Linked DNA regions of Homo sapiens: region 1 is linked to region 2. A link is a loop called in an ENCODE intact Hi-C map of the cell type or tissue named here. Cell type or tissue: endothelial cell of umbilical vein. All regions are shown on one strand. Each heading gives the region's core, and the rest is flanking DNA. Links, peaks and the distances in the headings are about the cores only. Region 1 overlaps STXBP4 (syntaxin binding protein 4). Region 2 overlaps STXBP4 (syntaxin binding protein 4).

Region 1 (9,319 bases), core at 897-8,896, 71 kb after region 2:
TACAATTCATTTGTTTCATAAGCACCTTTTACACAGCTTTTATAGAATATTTGTAACAATTCTGTGCGTGAACCAAATTTGTGATCATTGAACCATCAGAAAGTAAAGGTGTCACTATTCTGGTCACAATTCTGTGCGTGAACCAAACTTGTGATCATTGAACCATCAGAAAGTAAAGGTGTCACTATTCTGGTCACCCATGTGGACAATCTGTGGTTGTTTGGCATCACCATCATGCTTGCTCAGAAAAAAATATATCAAAGCTGAAGTGGGCTGGGAGGGTGTTTTGTTTTGTTTTGTTAGTTTTTTTTCTCTTGGGGACGCTGAATAAACTGTGTTATGCTCCTGTGTTTTGACTACCACCCATCACATGAGGTCAGGTGTGAAATTTTCCACTTCTGGGGCCATATCTGCACTCAAAAGTTTTGGATTTTGGGGCATTTCAAATTTGGGATTTCAGATTTGGGATGTTCAATCTGTATAAGAAATGCAGTAATAAAAATACATGTATATACTTATACACATCTTTTTTGCAAAAAAAATAGTAACAGGTGGGATTATTGAGTGAGAATATATGACCATTAAAAACATTTTAACTTTCAAAAAAACCTTCCAAATGGATATTTAAAAAGCTCTTGATATATACTGCAAAACGGATTCCCAAGGATGTCATGCCAATTTATATTCCCCACCTGTAGTGGATGAAATGTTTACTTTCAACTTTAATTAGTGGCAGGCCCAGATGGCTCATAAACTGGAGGGATTTTTTAAAATGCCTAATACATGAGCAATTTAAGAAAATAAAGTATATTCTCTACAGAAGGATTCCCGCTCCTTGCTTCCTTTGCTTAGGCATCATTTAGGGCCTCTTGGGTGTAGAAACCTTAGCTCCAATTGCTGATCTCAATTCTGTGAAATCTCTGAAGCTTAAAATCCTACTTATCATGATAGTTTCATATTGTTTCTGATGCAGGGTGATATTCCTTTCTTGTTTTTTATCTAAACACACACACACACACACACACACACACACACACACACAGACACACACACACACACACAATTTAAAATGTCATTTCTATGTGTAAGAGCAGAATGGGAAGGTTTTAGCATGAGATCCCTCTTCTATCTTGATCCTGAAGTCCACTATGAATCTTGAGAGCTGTATTTCCTGGCTTTATTTGTGGACCTTTTCACAATCATATATTTATATGTATATGTATGCATTTGTTTATAAGAGCTAGAATAGCCTGAATGAGATGTGTGTGTATATATACACATTATATATGTTATACATTTTTATTCATAAAAGCTTGAATTTAGAGAGCTCTCTACTCAGAACTGGTTTTTGACCTTTTAAAGAATGTGTAGACCCTTTGATTGCCCTAAAATTTGACCAAATTGTTGTTGGAATTACCCTCTCAAACCTCTGGGTGAAATGTACCTTTGCATTGTGAGTTTAAGGATGACTCAGCAGTCTGAGTGGGGTGAAAAGTGACTTAGAACAAGAGGTGGCTGCGCAGAGTGATGTGGCTTTTGGTGCTGAAGCTGTCGTGCCAACTCCTCTTACATTTAAAGCTTCCTGTATGCCCCAGTGTCTGTCAGATCTAAAGTGTGTCTCCACTTTCTAAAGGATCAAGCCCCAGTTGTCCTTCTGCTTGACAAATAATCTGTGTGAACCTGAGGATTTCAACAAATGCCACTGACTCACTAAGATAAAAAAGAGTGAAAAGAGATCGTCTGCCCCCTACCCCCAGCCTGTCTTTGACTTTATTCATTACTCCTTCAAATCAGAACATATTAAGAGTGTCCTCCTGCCAGGGTTCCTGCCAGTCAGTTATTCCCACAATCGTTACTGTTGTTTAGCAGTGGGAGTAACAGGTTGGCCCTTCCTGCTTTCCATCCATGTGGTCCTATCTCTCCTATATTAAAAAGATTTTAGGATTCACCTGTAACAGCTAGTGCTTTTGAAGATTTTTGCCCTATTTTGTATTCTAGTTATCATTTCCATGAGGCCTGAAGGAAGGTAGTTAAAGGCCTGTGCTTATGCTGTCAATTTAACAAGAAGTCAATATATTCTCTTTTTATTAAAGACCTCATATGGGTTACCTGGCCAGATTTTTTCTTATTATGCATTTCTAAAGATAGAACTGCCTCTTTATGCTTTTGTTACATAATCATTTTGTCAATCTATATGTCAGTTAAACAGAAATTGCAGTTCTGAACATGTAGTTCAAAACTATTTTATTTCAAATAGAAACTACACAAAGGCATTATAATGATATAGAACATGTAAATATAAGGAGATCAATAGAAGCATCTCCAGGGGTTCCAATACTGATTAAAAATGCCTATTCTGTTTTCAGACTGTTTTCACTGTGAATAATGACAGAACAGACAAAAGTTTCCTCACAGTTAGCAATAAACAACTGAAAGATAAGATGCTGATTAAGACATTTAGCCACAGTTTCCGGTGACAATTACATTCTAACACAACATCAATAATAACATTAAATGATACATATTATGAAAAGCTCTCATCTACCATATTTTCAAATGTATCCAAGTTGAAAGAAGCTTTAGACAATAATAATTTAATACCTACCACAGCGAGAAAGTAAAATTAAATTAATTACTTTAAATAACAATAATGTGGCACCAGCAGTAGTCATGGCAGTGGCAGCAGCAGCAACAACAACAACAACATCCATACAGGGAACATCTTACCCTACCAGAGGCTCTTTTGGGAATTTCATATGTACTACATTTAATCTTTCAATCCTGCCACTTTGATATTATGAGATCCACTTTTTATATGCAAAAACAGACCTAGAAATTAAGCAATTTGGCCAATGAAATTGGATGAACAATTGGGGTGCTCTGTGGAGCATCTCTAAGGAACATCAGAGATTCTGTGGAGCATTGTTTACATGTATTCAAACTGCTGCTTCCTTCCAGGCTGCCTCTATGATTTACACACTTCTCTACTGTTAGAGGTATTCTGGTGAGGCTGGGATGGCCATGTATGCAATGATGTGGAAAGCATTCATGTTCCTTATACATGGGAGAGTCCTAGGTCGGGGTTCATAAATACTCTGAAAATGGATCCAAAATGTGTATAATCTCACATTTCTGGGAAGAAGATTTTCATCAGATTTCAATGGAGTCCACAATCCAGGAAAGCTTTAGAATTGTCTTCTAGGCCTGGCACGGTGGCTCACGCCTGTAATCCCAGCACTTTGGGAGGCTGAGGCAGGTGGATTACCTGAGGTCAGGAGTTTGAGACCAGCCTGACCAACATGGTGAAAACCTGTCTCTACTAAAAATACAAAAATTAGCCAGGTGTGGTGGCAGGCACCTGTAATCCCAGCTACTCAGGAGGCTGAGGCAAGGAGAATTGCTTGAACCTGGGAGGCGGAGTTTGTGGTGAGCCAGGATCACATCATTGTACTCCAGCCCGGGCAACAGAATTGTCTTCTAGATATTCCTTAGAGCCTGGTTTTAAGCTGTAAGAGCCAATAAATCTTATCCTTCAGCTTTCTGAGAAAATCCCATAGTATAACATCCTAGAGAACACTTATATTAAGAAGAAAGTAGAGGCAATTACCCAAGTAAAAATTTCAAATTGTAACTTGAAATAACCAGATAGCCAAGGCAAAGAAAGAAAATGAGGGAGGGGTTGTGGCTGAATTATCTACCTCATGGTAGTAATTTTGTTTTCCATGCAGAAAAAGCTGCTGCTTAAAGAGAAAGAAAATCAGCTGAATTTAATCTGAATTATTAAACTTGAAAAGCTATGTCATACAAATTTATAAAAAGTACTGGCAAAATGTGCCAACATTAGCAATTATATTTCTAAATAAAAGGACAACATAGATTTGCTAGTTTTAAACATCAAAGCATAACCCTTGCAAGAGGTAATACCTCTATAAGGAAAACTATAAAATGCTCATGGGAAAACTACAAAATGCTCATGGAAGAAACTGAAGAGGCTATAAACAAATGGAAGGATATCCCATGCTCACAGATCAGAATAATTATTAATAGTACTGTTAAAATAACAATACTACCCAAAGCAATCTACACATTCAATATAATACCCATCAAAATACCAATGACATTCTTCACGGAAACAGAAAAAAATTCTAAAATTTTAATGGAACCACAAGAGACCCTGAAGAGCCAAAGCAAACCTGAGCAAAAACAACAAAGCTGGAAACATCACACTACCAGACTTCAAAATATACTACAAAGCTGCAGTAACCAAAACAGCATGGGACCGGCCTAAAATCACACAGACCAATGAAACAGAATAGACAACCCAGAAATTAATCCACATATTTACAGCCAACTGATTTTTGACAAAGGTGCCAAAAGCATTGGGAAAGGATAGTCTCTTCAACAAACGGTACTGGAAAAACTGGATATCCATATGCAGATGAATGACCCTATACAAAAATCAACTCAAAATGAAGCAAAGACCTAAATGTAAGATCTGAATATAAAACTACTAGGAGAAAAAAATAGGGGAAACACTTCAAGACAATGGTCTGGGAAAAGATTTTATGAATGAGACCTCAAAAGCACAGGCAACAAAAGCAAAATAAACAAATGAGATTATATCAAACTAAAGACCTTCTGCACAGCAAAGGTAACAATCAAGAGTGAAAAGACAACCTATAGAATTGGAGACAATATTTGCAAACTACTCTTCTGACAGGGAATTAATATTCAGAATACACAAGGAACTCAAACTACTAGCAGAAAACCAACAGCAAAAAACCAATCAATCTGATTTAAAAAGTGAGCAAATGATCTGAACAGACATTTCCCAAAAGAAGACATACAAATGGCCAGCAAATAGATGAAAAATGCTCAACATCACTAATCGTCAGGGAAATGCAAATCAAATCCACAATGAGTTACCATCTCACCCTAGTTAAGATGACTATTATCAAAAACACAGAAAGTAAATGCTGGAGAAGATGCAGAGAAAAGGGAACCCTTGTACACCACTGGTGGGAATGTAAACTAGTAAAGCCACTATGGAGATCAGTATAAAGGTTCCTCAAAAAACAAAAATAGAACTACAATATGAGTCAGCAATCCTACTACTGGGCATTTATCCAAAGAAAAGAAAGTCAGCATATTGAAGAGACATCCTGCCATGTGTATTGCAGCACTATTCACAATAGCCAAGATATGGAATCAACCTTAGTGTGCAACAACAGACGAATGGATAAGGAAAATGTGGTATGTGTGCGTGTCTCCATATACGAATAAAAAAGTTGATCTCACGGAAGTAAAAAGTAGAACAGAGGGTACTAGAGACTGGAAGGACACGGAGAACAGGGGGATAGGGAGAGATTTGTTAAAGGATAAAAAATTACAGCTAGATAGAAGGAATAAGTTCTAGTGTTCTATACTAGTGCAGGATGAGTATAGTTAACAATAATGTACTATATAGTTTGAAATAGCTAGAAGGAGGATATTGAATGTTCCCAACCAAAGGAAATGATCAATGTTTGAGATGATAGATATGCTAGTTACTCTTATCTGACTATTGTATATTATGTGTATCAAAATATCACTATGTACCCCATGCATACATACAATTATTACTTGTCAATTGAAAATAAAATTTAAATAAAATATAAAAAACCTGATTGCATAATTAATTTATAACCAGCCTGGAAATTACTGAGTATCATTGGGGAAAAAAAAGTGCTGATGAAATTTTTTACTTTTCTTCCAAATAAGTTCTGCAGAATTTCGAATATATTCTTTGAATAATCATGTTTGACAGATACTGAAGTTAATGTTAGCAAGATAATGAAAATTAATGATGGCAGTGTTCACTGGGCTATGTCTGTGCAGGTGTTTCCCTCCACTGTTGCCACCCCAACATAAAAATGTCTGATATATAAAATTCTGAACTTACACATAACACATTACGAGTGATTATTTTCATTCCTCCTAAAACCCACAGAATTTCTTCACATAATTAGCTCTTAGGAGTTTTTGATATATAATTTGATTTTTACAAATGTATTAGGTTATACAAATTTTTAAGTATATATTTATTGGGAAAACTGAGTAGACACTATGAGTGGCATAGTTTCCAATCCTCCATAACACAGTTGTGAAATCAGAACTTACCCCAGAGGGTCTTTGAATGTTACCCCATACCAAGCCAAGCCATCTATTACCCAGAACTGTACTGAAAACATCATTTTGATAGTTAATTAACATGGAACTTTACATCTTTCTTTCTCTCTTTCTCATTCTTTTTTCATCTATTCCCCAGCATAGGGAAGATTAAAAGTGGCAAACTAGAGGGATGGTGGAATGTTAGAAGCAAGCAGAAAGACAACTAGCAGGTAGGGTGACATTAGGGAAGAGACAGAAAAACAACCAAAATCTAACACACTAATCTACTAATATGCCATATATTAATGGGTACTTGTAATAATGATTATTGAGCCATCCCAACTAAATTAACTTGTATTTAACTTATACTAATGTATCACTTTTTTTTTATTATACTTTAAGTTTTAGGGTACATGTGCACAATATGCAGGTTAGTTACATATGTATACATGTGCCTTGCTGGTGCGCTGCACCCACTAACTCGTCATCTAGCATTAGGTATATCTCCCACTGCCATCCCTCCCCCCTCCACCCACCCCACAACAGTCCCCAGAGTGTGATGTTCCCCTTCCTGTGTCCATGTGTTCTCATTGTTCAATTCCCACCTATGAGTGAGAATATGCGGTGTTTGGTTTTTTGTTCTTGTGATAGTTTACTGAGAATGATGATTTCCAATTTCATCCATGTCCCTACAAAGGACACGAACTCATCATTTTTATGGCTGCATAGTATTCCATGGTGTGTATGTGCCACATTTTCTTAATCCAGTCTATCATTGTTGGACATTTGGGTTGGTTCCAAGTCTTTGCTATTGTGAATAATGCCGCAATAAACATACATGTGCATGTGTCTTTATAGCAGCATGATTTATAGTCCTTTGGTTATATACTGGTACCAAAACAGAGATATAGATCAATGGAACAGAACAGAGCCCTCAGAAATAACGCCGCATATCTACAACTATCTGATCTTTGACAAACCTGACAAAAACAAGAAATGGGGAAAGGATTCTCTATTTAATAAATGGTGCTGGGAAAACTGGCTAGCCATATGTAGAAAGCTGAAACTGGATCCCTTCCTTACACCTTATACAAAAATCAATTCAAGATGGATTAAAGACTTAAACGTTAGACCTAAAACCATAAAAACCCTAGAAGAAAACCTAGGCATTACCATTCAGGACATAGGCATGGGCAAGGACTTCATGTCTAAAACACCAAAAGCAATGGCAACAAAAGCCAAAATTGACAAATGGGATCTAATTAAACTAAAGAGCTTCTGCACAGCAAAAGAAACTACCATCAGAAAGAACAGGCAACCTACAAAATGGGAGAAAATTTTCGCAACCTACTCATCTGACAAAGGGCTAATATCCAGAATCTACAATGAATTCAAACAAATTTACAAGAAAAAAGCAAACAACCCCATCAAAAAGTGGGCAAAGGACATGAACAGACACTTCTCTAAAGAAGACATTTATGCAGCCAAAAAACACATGAAAAAATGCTCACCATCACTGGCCATCAGAGAAATGCAAAGCAAAACCACAATGAGATACCATCTCACACCAGTTAGAATGGCAATCATTAAAAAGTCAGGAAACAACAGGTGCTGGAGAGGATGTGGAGAAATAGGAACACTTTTACACTGTTGGTGGGACTGTAAACTAGTTCAACCATTGTGGAAGTCAGTGTGGCGATTCCTCAGGGATCTAGAACTAGAAATACCATTTGACCCAGTAATGTATCACATATTATTCTCCAAAGATGGCCACAATAATAACTTCTGACTATATGCTCTTCTATAAAGAGACCTTGTCACTTTCCCATACACGGGTGGAGTCTAAGTCCCATCCCCTCAAATTTGCATTGATGAATAGAATATGGTGAAAGCGAGGCTGTGTGACTTCTGAGGCTGGGTCATAAAAGGTGATACAGCTTTTGTCTTGTTCACTGAAACACCTATGCTGGAGCCTTGAGCCACCACATAAGAAATTCAACTACCTTGAGGTCACCATGCTAGGGAGGCCAAATATAGGTAGGTGTTCCAGTTGATAGCCACAGATGAGCTCCCATCTTAGATGTCCAGCCCAGTAGAGTCATCAGATATTGCATCCCCAACAGACATCTGACTGCAACCACGTGAGAGTGCTCTAACATGAGCTGCCTAGCTGAGCGCAATTAACCAAAAGGACCATGAGAGACAATACTAAATTGTTGGTTTAAGCCATTAACTTTTGGGTTGATTTGTTCTGCAGCAATGGTAAATGGAACAGCTTATTTTTAAAAAAGTGCTATGTACATAGTTCAACCACAATTCAAAACTTATTCCCGAGTATGTTTTTTGTGCTAGGAATGTGATAGGTAGGTGCTTCAAATAAATTATATTATTTAATAATCAAACAACTTTTTTGAGTAATATCTTCATTTAGTGAAAAAGGAGATGTAAAATACTTTTTAAAAGCTCTTTTCTGGCCGGGTGTGGTGGCTCATGGCTTTAATCCCAACACTTTGTGAGGCTGAGGTGGGTGGATTGCTTCAGTCCAGGAGTTCAAGACCAGGCCTGGGCAACATGGAGAGACCCTGTCTCTACTAAAAATAAAAAAATGCCAGGCATGGTGATGTACACCTGTGGTCTCAGCTACCTGAGAGGCTGAGACACCTGAACCTAGGGGTGGGAGTGATGGGGGATCGGGGAGGAGGAGGTTGCAATGAGCTGAGATCGAGCCACTGCACTCCAGCCTGGGTAATAAAGCAAGACCATGTCTTAAAAAAAAAAATGCTTTCTTGCATGCAACTACTTCTTGTGTTATGAATGCAATGTGTCATTGATTCTCTTTAAGGATAATAACTTCATTTTATTTCAAGAATATAATATAGCTATCTTCAGAATATTACATTATCTTTATTTAATTAAAGACTTTTTTTCTCTCTCTTCAGAATCTCCCTGTTATGCAGTTCTTCTCCCCCTGGACCATTATTAGGTGATTCTTGGTTGTTGGTTCATATTTTAAATAAGGATCAACAATAGAGGTTCCCACTAAGAATGGTATTGCACCTAGGGGGCATTTTTGGAAATTTGTGAGGCATTATCTATTGTCACAGTGTTTGGGGATATTTTTGGCATTTAGTGAAAGGGTACTAGGAATGCTAAACATCCTATCATTATT
Region 2 (9,319 bases), core at 397-8,396:
ACACACTGAACCTCCTCAGCAACATTCCCCAAGTAAGGAATTCAGATTGCTGGGATAGTGTTTCCATTTTCTCCTGGGGAATTCTTTTCTTATCAGCTCTAATTACTAGAAAGTTCCTTATGACACTGAACTAGAATCTGCCTTTTTATAAAATGTACCCATAGACAATGAATCTAAGCAGTTCTCCATAGTGGTTTAGAGAACAGCTTCTGGAATCACAGATCTGCCTTGAACCCTAGCTTCTACACATAGGTGCTTTGTGACCCTTAGGCAAAGATTACTAACTCTCTAAAACTAAGTTTTTTCTTTTAGAATTGGGGATAATTACAGTTCCTATTTCATGGAATGGTTTTAAGAAGATCATAAATAAATATATGCAAACTGCTCATCACCATGTATGGCACAAAATGCCCAATAAATAATATCATTACAATTGTTTAGGCCTTTTTCACTAGGTATTTGACAGAAACAGGGCGGCAAGTGGTACAAAACAGCAGTTAATGGATGAGGTGTCTCTTGTCAGTGGGCTGTGTGCCTGAGTACTTTGATTTCAGTGACTCAAGCACCTTCTTTGTTTTGCTCACTAGAAACGAATTAGAAAACTCTTCAAGCAGGGGGAGAGAAATTTCATACCATTAATTTGACAAAAACAAGAAGTTTGTACTTTCACAATTATAGACACTAACTTATAGAATACCTCATTCACCTCTGGGGGGTGCAAGGAAATAGCTCCCTCTGGGGCTTCTCTCAAAACTTGTCTCCCCGAAGCTTCCTAACATTCAAATGGCTGTCAGGCAAAACACAAGTCTTCCCTAGCCATCCTGAAACATTTCTCATGGCTAATGACTACCTATCAGTCTGGAGTTGACTTTATATTATTACTCAAGACATAAATCACAAATCCTAAATGGATTCAGGAATGTATAGTTGAGCACAATGTATATGTATATCTTTACCATATAAATCTGTATTATACACCATATGAAATTCAGTAGACTAGGAGACTTAAGATCTCAGTTTACTCAACTATAAAATGGCTACAATGAATGGTTCTTAGACTATGTTCTAAGGACCTCTAGGTCTGCACAGCAGTGCTGGGAGCTGCTCGACTTGGGCTTTAGGCTTCCATCTTGTTTCGAGTAGAGCAGTAATGTTTTAACAGATACCTCTCTTCTCATCAGCTCCCCTCAAACCATCCCTCTGGGAAGGGCAACCTAAGCAGGACAAACCATGCCTTTCACTTTAGAAAAACACGAGCTGCTGAAAGAAGTCTGCTGAAACAATATCACAAAGAGTGCGCCTACTTGGCGAAGGCTTGGGTGCAGAGAAGGGGGAAGGGTTTATAGGAGAAGAATAGTGGGGTTATAGAGGGGCCATGTTTGACCGAAGAGGTGCCTTCTGAATCTCTGTGGAATGCACAGCTGTGGAGCCAGCTGCATCAACACAATCACAGTGTCCTGCGTGATGGGCTGTGACCTCCCTCCGTGGAGACAGCAGGGTATGGGGGAAGGGGGACTGCTCATGGAATCAGAAGACTTAGGAGTGAGTCTCGGTGCTGGGACAGAGAGCTTCCTCTCTCTGAACTGCTATTTCCCTACTGAAAACCAAGAATAAACATACCCACCAGATCAGCTTCACGGGCATGTTGTATGGTTTAAAGACAATGGGGTCTACAAAGCATTTTGTAAATTAGAAAGCTCCACAAAGATACCAGCTGTATTCATCAGCCCATGAGATGTCTAAATGTGATCCTTAAATTCCAAAAAGCTTGCTAAGTTCACTTTCCTAATATATGAATATAAAACATTAGTGAATTATCAAATAAATGAGGTGTTTCATTATGTTCATATACTTTTTCAATATGTCAATTATAAAAACCATTGTATCTGAGACCCTATGAAGAACTACATATGAAATTACAAAGAAAGATCTAATTATATATGAAAAAGTATATATATTATAAAGTCTAATTATATGTGATTTCAAAAAATATAACTAGATTATTCTTAAGGAACTACTGTAGTGGCAATTGATTTTTTAAATGTATACAGAAATATCAAAAGTTTTACAAAAATACCCAAAGTCCAGAGTCTCCATTTCACACTTCAACAAGTAGTGCATGCTTTACTCCTATTTTAGACTGTTTCATCTCAGAATTGGATGTTATGCGTCTCTGCTCACATCATCCATGTAGCTCCACTTCCTAAGGAAAACCATCAACTTTTCTGGTTGGGGAGTTCTCTAGAGCAATCCTCTTCATTCTCCTCTGAGCGAGATAGATTCAGGACACTCATCACGGGATGGATCCAGGATGTAGTCTGTGTTACATGACTTGAGAAGAACAAGAATGCAATTAGAATCTGAAAGACTGTCCTTCTACTCATCCATGCAAGTACTGATCCTGGTGACATTGCTTCTACCCTAGTAAAGTCCCTGTGATAGGAAGCAGTTAGAACTAGATCCAATAGCTTTAATAAGTCTTAGACACATTTTAAGCTTCAATGAAAACCATTTCTTTCTTTCTTCTTTGGTTAAAAAGGAATGCAGGTGAATGCAGCATCTCTAACTCCTTTCGTTTCAGTATCTGACATTCAGTAAGTCAGCAAGTCCAATGACTGCCTTGCTGTAACATCTCTGGAATCTGTTTCTTGCTCTCCTTTTTCAATGAAATAGTCTGGGTCACTGAAATGGTTTGCCTCCCTGCCTCTGCTCTAGTTCTTTTCTAATTCATTCTCTACTGCAGCCAAAGAACTTTCTAAATGACAAATCATACGCTGTTACTCACTTGCTAAACATTCAATGAAATACTTTGTTTTTTTAGCTGCCTCAACAATACCTGCTTTTTAAAATTTTTATTTATTTATTTATTTATTTATGTATTTGAGACAGAGTCCTGCTCTGTCACCTAGGCTGCAGTGCAGCTGCACAATCTCAGATCACTGTAACCTCTGTCCCCTGGGGTTCAAGGAATTCTCGTGCCTCAGCCTCCCAAGTAGCTAGGGCTAAAGGTGCGCACCACCACATCTGGCTAATTTTTGTATTATTAGTAGAGATAGGGTTTCACCATGTTGGCCAGGCTGGTCTGGAACTCTTGGGCTTAAGTGATCCACCCACCTTGGCCTCCCAAAGTGTTGGGATTACAGGCGTGTGCCACTGCACCCCACCAACAATATCTTCTTCTTTCCCATAATCCTTTCCCATGAGAAGTTAACTCTTATTAATTCTAAAAAACCAAATATCCCTTAAGAATCCTCCAATCTGTGCCCATGGTCTTATCTCTTATTAAATCAAATTATAAATGCTTGTTTATTTTTAGGCCTTCCTATTTCATATAAAGCTCCTTAATGGCAGGAACTATATTTCTTATCTCTGAATTTGTGGGGCCTAACATGATCTCAGAACAAATGACCAGCATCCTGAAAAGTGTTTCAGGGAAATAACACAAGCAGAGATGAGAAAGGAAGTACAAAAGATATTGGGTATGTCTAGGAAATGGTGACACATCACGAAATCATGCTCTTAACCTGGTGGATGGTATTTCTTACACTTAGTGTCCTACTCCCAGCCTTTGGCTGGATGAATCTCCTAAATCCACCACCATCTTCCCAACTCTGGAGTGCACGAATTAGGACAAGGATTTGTTTCTTCTCCTTGGACACTCTTTCTAGCCCTGGTTTACCCCACTGCCTTTATCCACCCTAGATCAGTTTCCCTAGCCTTCGTCCTCCCCAAACTCAACCTCAGAAGCAGCATCATGTCTTAGATCAAGTGCATCTGAAGGCCAGTACTTACAACGATTACTTAAGATTGTGGATCTGAAAGTGCCTCCTACATTATAAAGTAACATTTTCCAAAGTATGTTCCCGAGAGTTTTAAATAAATGTTATGTGAAGAATAGCCTGGCACAGTGGCTCATGCCTGTAATCCCAGTTACTGACTTGGGAGGCTAATATGGGAGGACTGCTTGAACTCAGAAGTTTGAGGCTGCAGTGAGGTATGATCCACTACATTCCAGCCTGGGTGACAGAACAAGACCCTGTCTCAATCAATCATCAATCAATTAATCAATGTTATGTGAAGAATATAATTCTACAGTCAAATAAGTTTGACATAATTGAATAGGTTTCTTTACTATAAGATTTCCCAGAGATTTTAATATGCTAATGTGCTCTATGAGTCTCCAAGACTATGTAATATTACTCAAAGTAACATATCTCCGTTAACAAACACAGGGCCAGTGTTCCATAGAACACAATTTGGGAACTATCACAAAAATGCATTCACTTTATTGGCTACTGATTACAATACTGAAAATGTTAGGTAGTACAAATGGTAAGTTCCACTGTTATTATTAGTTTGGTTTGTTTTCAATCCTATAGTATACATTTTGTTCATGTTCCCCCTACACAAATTGTTCAGCTCCTCTGTTTAAATATTAAAAATGTATCTTTTCATGGAAGAAGATTACTAGCGGTTTTATTATGGCATAAAAAGGGTTCAAGTTCTTTAAGAATCAAGGTGAAAGTGACAAGGCCCAGGCATCTTCACAGCTTCAAAAGCTCAGAGTGTGGTTTAGTGTACAAAGAATCATTATTCTCTTGACGATAATCCACATTACTAATATCTCTTTAAAATGGTTTAATGGAATTTCTTATTATGGAGGCTAAATTTACTAAAGTATTTGATTCGGCACAGGTTAACTTCATTTCAAGGCCTTTATAAAGCTGGAGAGCTGCCTAACTTGAAAGTGGTTTTAAAGAAATACTAATGAGTGTAACATGAGAGGGCTGGAATGCCACTGCAAGGTGAAATGAGGACACATCACCCTGTACAAAGTACATGTCTAAAACTAAAATGGAAAAGCTTGATGAGACAGCTTTGCTTATTTTAAAATATTGGTATATATTTTAATACTTTAATGTTTATCAGCACATATTAGTCCAAAGAAGAAACCATAATTTAAATCATTTAAATTCCTCCCTCTCCTTTGAAGTTCCATAATTGGAGGAGATGGGAAGGAAGAAAAACAGGAGCAATTACCTGAGGGTAAGTTCAGGTAGTATGCTTTGCTATGTGACTTTTTATAAATAGTATTCTCATGCTTGACATATTACAACTGTCCATATATGAACATTCCATTAAATTGCTAATTTAAAATAATCAAAAGGAAAATGTCTAAGAAAAAAACGTAGTTATAGACTCTGAACGGTGAATATCAGAAAGTTCTACCAGATGGTCATCTTTGCCAGTAACCTTCATTAAGCACTTTTTAATCAACAAATCACATCTGATCTTACTCCAAATACAAAAGTAATATAAAATTTGATTAACCTTATAACTTGATTAATCTTATATTCACAATATGATTTTTTGTATATGCCTAAAAACACACACGCACACACCTAAGCATCAAATATGCAATTACAACAGCTACTCACTAGAAGAAATAAAACTAAAGCAACAGAGAGACGTGTTCTGTGCTTCAAGCACACATTTCAGACCTGGGTCTTTGTTTAAAACGTCCAGAACCAATGGGACACAGTGCTTCTGAAACTCAGGTAATGCATGTGAAGTGCCTGGCAGAGAGGAGACATTCAATAAATAATCATAGCTAGTTTTATTGATAATTAGGGATTTCTGATTATTGTAAGAAAAATTTGGAATTCTTCCTATGATGCTGGAAGGGGGCCATTTGTGTGTATACCATTCAATTTTATGTCCTAGTGAGCACTGTGGCTAAAGAGCTTTGACATAATCGGTATGATGAGATAATCCCAGATTTACTGGCTTGGAGAACATTCTAGTATTAAAAACATTTCCTCTGTGATTTGTGTGCTTGGTAATTCAGCTGATAAGAGAATAAATCAGCCCTGTTGATTGTTTAATTAATAAAGACCCCATGGTTCATAAAGGGAGATGTTGCTATAAAAAATTTAGTATAAAAAATTTAGAGGTTTGGAAAATAAATGAAGCTTACTATGGAACATGAAAATTTTCCATTTGAACAAACAGTACCTCTGGCAAATTCTCCTAAAGAGACAGTGCATCTGACCTGATTTGGAGAGCAGTCAACAGCACTTCAGATATATTTGAAAATCTCAAAAGCATAATACTATTTGCCTCTGAATGGTTGCCAAATCTGTTGTTGGAAAACAATAATATTCGATTTGGGAAGATAACAGTATTGTGTGTTTTAAAAAATAATATTAGTAAACTGAAAGACACATTTTAGAGCTTATTAAAAAACCTAAGAGAACATGCTTTATATTATTGGCATAGAAATGTAAGTGAATTATTTAAATCCCATTATAATTACCCTCCTTATGTTTCTTACCTCCTAGCTAAAGGAGCAAAATGTTTTCTTTCAAAATAAAAATTAGGACAACCTGTTAAACAAAAAGGATTTAATGACAAAAAGGGCACTTGTTCTGTAGAAATTCATTCTTATAACCGTCTGTGATGATGAAAGACATTCTTTTGTTAATCTTCCATCATAGATGGCACTATTTATACATCATTGTGAATTTGCATATACTATTTTATCATGTTTAAGATAAAGCTGTGGAATAAAGAGCCAAAAGTAATTAACTTCCAGTGTCATTTTATTGGGGGGGGGGTGATAATTGTATGCATATAGTATTTATATAAAACAGAAAACAAAGACAAATAAGTAACTATATGTTAATATAATTTGTTTCAGGCACCAGTAACTTTGAATCACTGGAAAATTTTACAACTGGGCATAAACTGCAAGTAGTAATGACAATAAAAGATTTATACTTAAAAACTAATCCCAATTGAAAACAAATGAGAAGGTAGGAACACAAGGTGAACCTTGTCAATGAGATTATTAAAAAGTAACCAAACCATGATAAAGCAGCATATAATCTTATATAAACACTGGTTATGAGAATAATTACAGATTAGTAATAGGAAGTATCTATTCTAAAATATGTTTAAGAGAAAATTGCAGGCATTTTGTTCCCACTGGTATATAAGGAGTATCCTCTTACATAATTTTGGAAATATGCCGCTAAAATCAAAATAAATATTTCTCATTAGTGAACTTTGTAAATATCACAGAACACTTTGAGCATTTTGTAATTAGGCATTTGGAAATCCAGTGAGGCTCTGATCAAATATTAGCAGGATCTCATCCAAATCTTTACAGTCTAGAGGACAAATTTTATTTTTATTATATATTTATGGTAATTTCTGTTAAAAATCATTTATCTTTTAAAATCTTAAATTCCAATTAATTAAAAATATTTAGGTCTGAGCTATCAAATCATATTATAAGAATCTAAAGCTATTGTAATATATTACTTATGTATAAAAAAATTGTTGTCACTAGACTTCTAAAAGATAAACACTGAAAAGAAAATTCCTGAGGAACAAGTATGGAAAATATTAATTACATTTTTTCAAATAATATCCACAGGCTGGATTGCTATATAGAGCTAAAACATGTCAGGTACAAAGCCAATATAATTAATTTTTCAAAGAAGGAAACAACTCTGTAGTGACAGAGTACAGCCCTGGGTAACTCTTAAAAATTGATGCTGTTTTTCATCATAATAGGACAAACAAAACAGAAAAAAACAAAGAACATGTCCTACTGACACTGATACCTATACACTGAATTATCAGATACTAATAAACAATTATATAGGATTGTATAGTTGGTATATTTGTACTTTTTCATATACCTGTTGGCAGTGTCCACCAAAAATTTATGTTCTCCATTCCATACCATAGAGTTGCTGCCAGGTGGCAGCTGCCTAGGCAGAGACTACATTTCCCAGCTCTCCTCATATCTTTATGTGAGCATGTGATTAGTTCCTGTCAATAGAAGGTAACAGAATTGATGTTTATCTTTTGTGGGTCAGGGTTTTTAAGAAGCTGGAGTGCCTTCTCTACTCTCACTCATTATCCGCCAACCGAATGTAGAGGACTCTGAGGCCATTAGGGAGGGCAGAGACATGAGATGGGAGGAGCCTGGGTCTCAACATCACTACCTGAAGAAAAGCTACACCCATCAACCAGGAATCCCTGCATTGATTTGTGAGCATGAAGTCACTGAAAGCAGATGATTTGTTATTTCAGATAGCGTCACTCTAGATCACTGTCAAGCAAGACGAGAATATTTCAAGAGGAAGCCATGACTACTACTTTCTCAATAAATATATGAACAACTTCTATAAACTAAAAGCCTATCTTTCTAAAATACAGAAAATAAGTAATAGCTATATATTTTTATGCTACTTTAAATATCAATAATCAAGACTGTCAGAATACAGATTAACGAATACTAAATTTAACTGGAAACAAGTTCATAAGACCACTGTCAACGTTTCCACGTTAAATTCCCCCTGCGAGTAGAAGTGCATAAAATGTAGAAGCTACTTTAATTTTTAGTGTTCTTATTAAAATAGAATTGTATTACAAGCCATACAGGTGTTCACTTAATTTAATCAACAAAAGAAGTTTAATAAACATCTGACTAAACATTCTTCTTAATTAACAAATTTAAAACCTTAAAAAACTAAAATTTAAAACATATTTTTCAACTAATTTATATGATTCTAATGTTATGTTTATCTATCAGAGTTAAAATGACTACACTACAAATTTTAAATATAAGCATATATATTATACTACAGAATGATTTGTAAAAATCACAAAGTTGGAAGGGACTTTGAGAGGCTCCTTATGAGACCATCTCTAATGTCTTGAAGTATTTTGTCAGTATTATTGATTCCGTCATGTATAAATGCTAAAGCCACTTGACAGTGAGTGTTACAAAGAAAAGCCTTCAATTATGGTGAAAATTATGGGATAAAAACATGCCATCAACCTCTACAGTTTTCTCATGAACTTTTAAATACTGATTGTTTCTAATAGTGCCAACTTAGACTTGTGACTAAATGGAATTAACTGTCTTTTAGGACCTTAGTATAAATTAAAGGCAAGAAAGAATTATATTCTTATTTTCTGTATGAGGAACCTGATACTAAGAAAGGTGAAATAACTTATTCCAGGTCATGAAACTAGTGCATGTTAGAGCCGGGATCTAGACCCAAATCTGACTTCTGAGAATTTAACCATTATATTAAACTCCTCGCTGAGGCTCTGTTATCTGGGTTGGTGTCAGTAACAATATATAGGGAGGCTCTGGAATGGATTAAGTGACCATCTGAAAGGGGTTCTTCAGCTTTACAAGATAAAATTAATTAAAGATGTATTGACTAGTTCATTGATTATAAATGATATGTCTAAAGCTATTATATATATATTTTAAAGTATTTGCCATATGATA

The links. Hi-C counts contacts between places; a loop is a spot of excess contacts. Peaks named below come from ENCODE experiments on the same cell type or tissue, not always from the same donor. Only the 100,000 strongest peaks of a DNase experiment are listed, where the experiment ranks them.
Region 1: a loop joins it to region 2, with 6 times the contacts of the local background. A loop is called at or near these places in 3 of 110 quality-filtered maps.

The regions. Positions count from the first base shown.
Region 1 is chr17:55,082,579-55,091,897 of GRCh38, reverse strand. The region is part of intron 16 of STXBP4 (syntaxin binding protein 4); the gene reads right to left. LOC107985002 (a long non-coding RNA gene) reads right to left here. Exons shown (of 2, transcript XR_001752943.2): 1 at 1-9,319. Among named protein-coding and RNA genes, the nearest start is that of STXBP4, 120 kb to the right of the region's middle. RefSeq lists an enhancer at 1,655-1,754. In endothelial cell of umbilical vein, for the core only: no CTCF peak of the experiment used is centred there; a DNase peak (open chromatin) is centred at 5,117.
Region 2 is chr17:55,152,809-55,162,127 of GRCh38, reverse strand. It overlaps STXBP4 (syntaxin binding protein 4), which reads right to left. Exons shown (of 18, transcript NM_178509.6): 18 at 1-2,331. The coding sequence ends at 2,217. Among named protein-coding and RNA genes, the nearest start is that of HLF, 110 kb to the left of the region's middle. In endothelial cell of umbilical vein, for the core only: no CTCF peak of the experiment used is centred there; no DNase peak of the experiment used is centred there.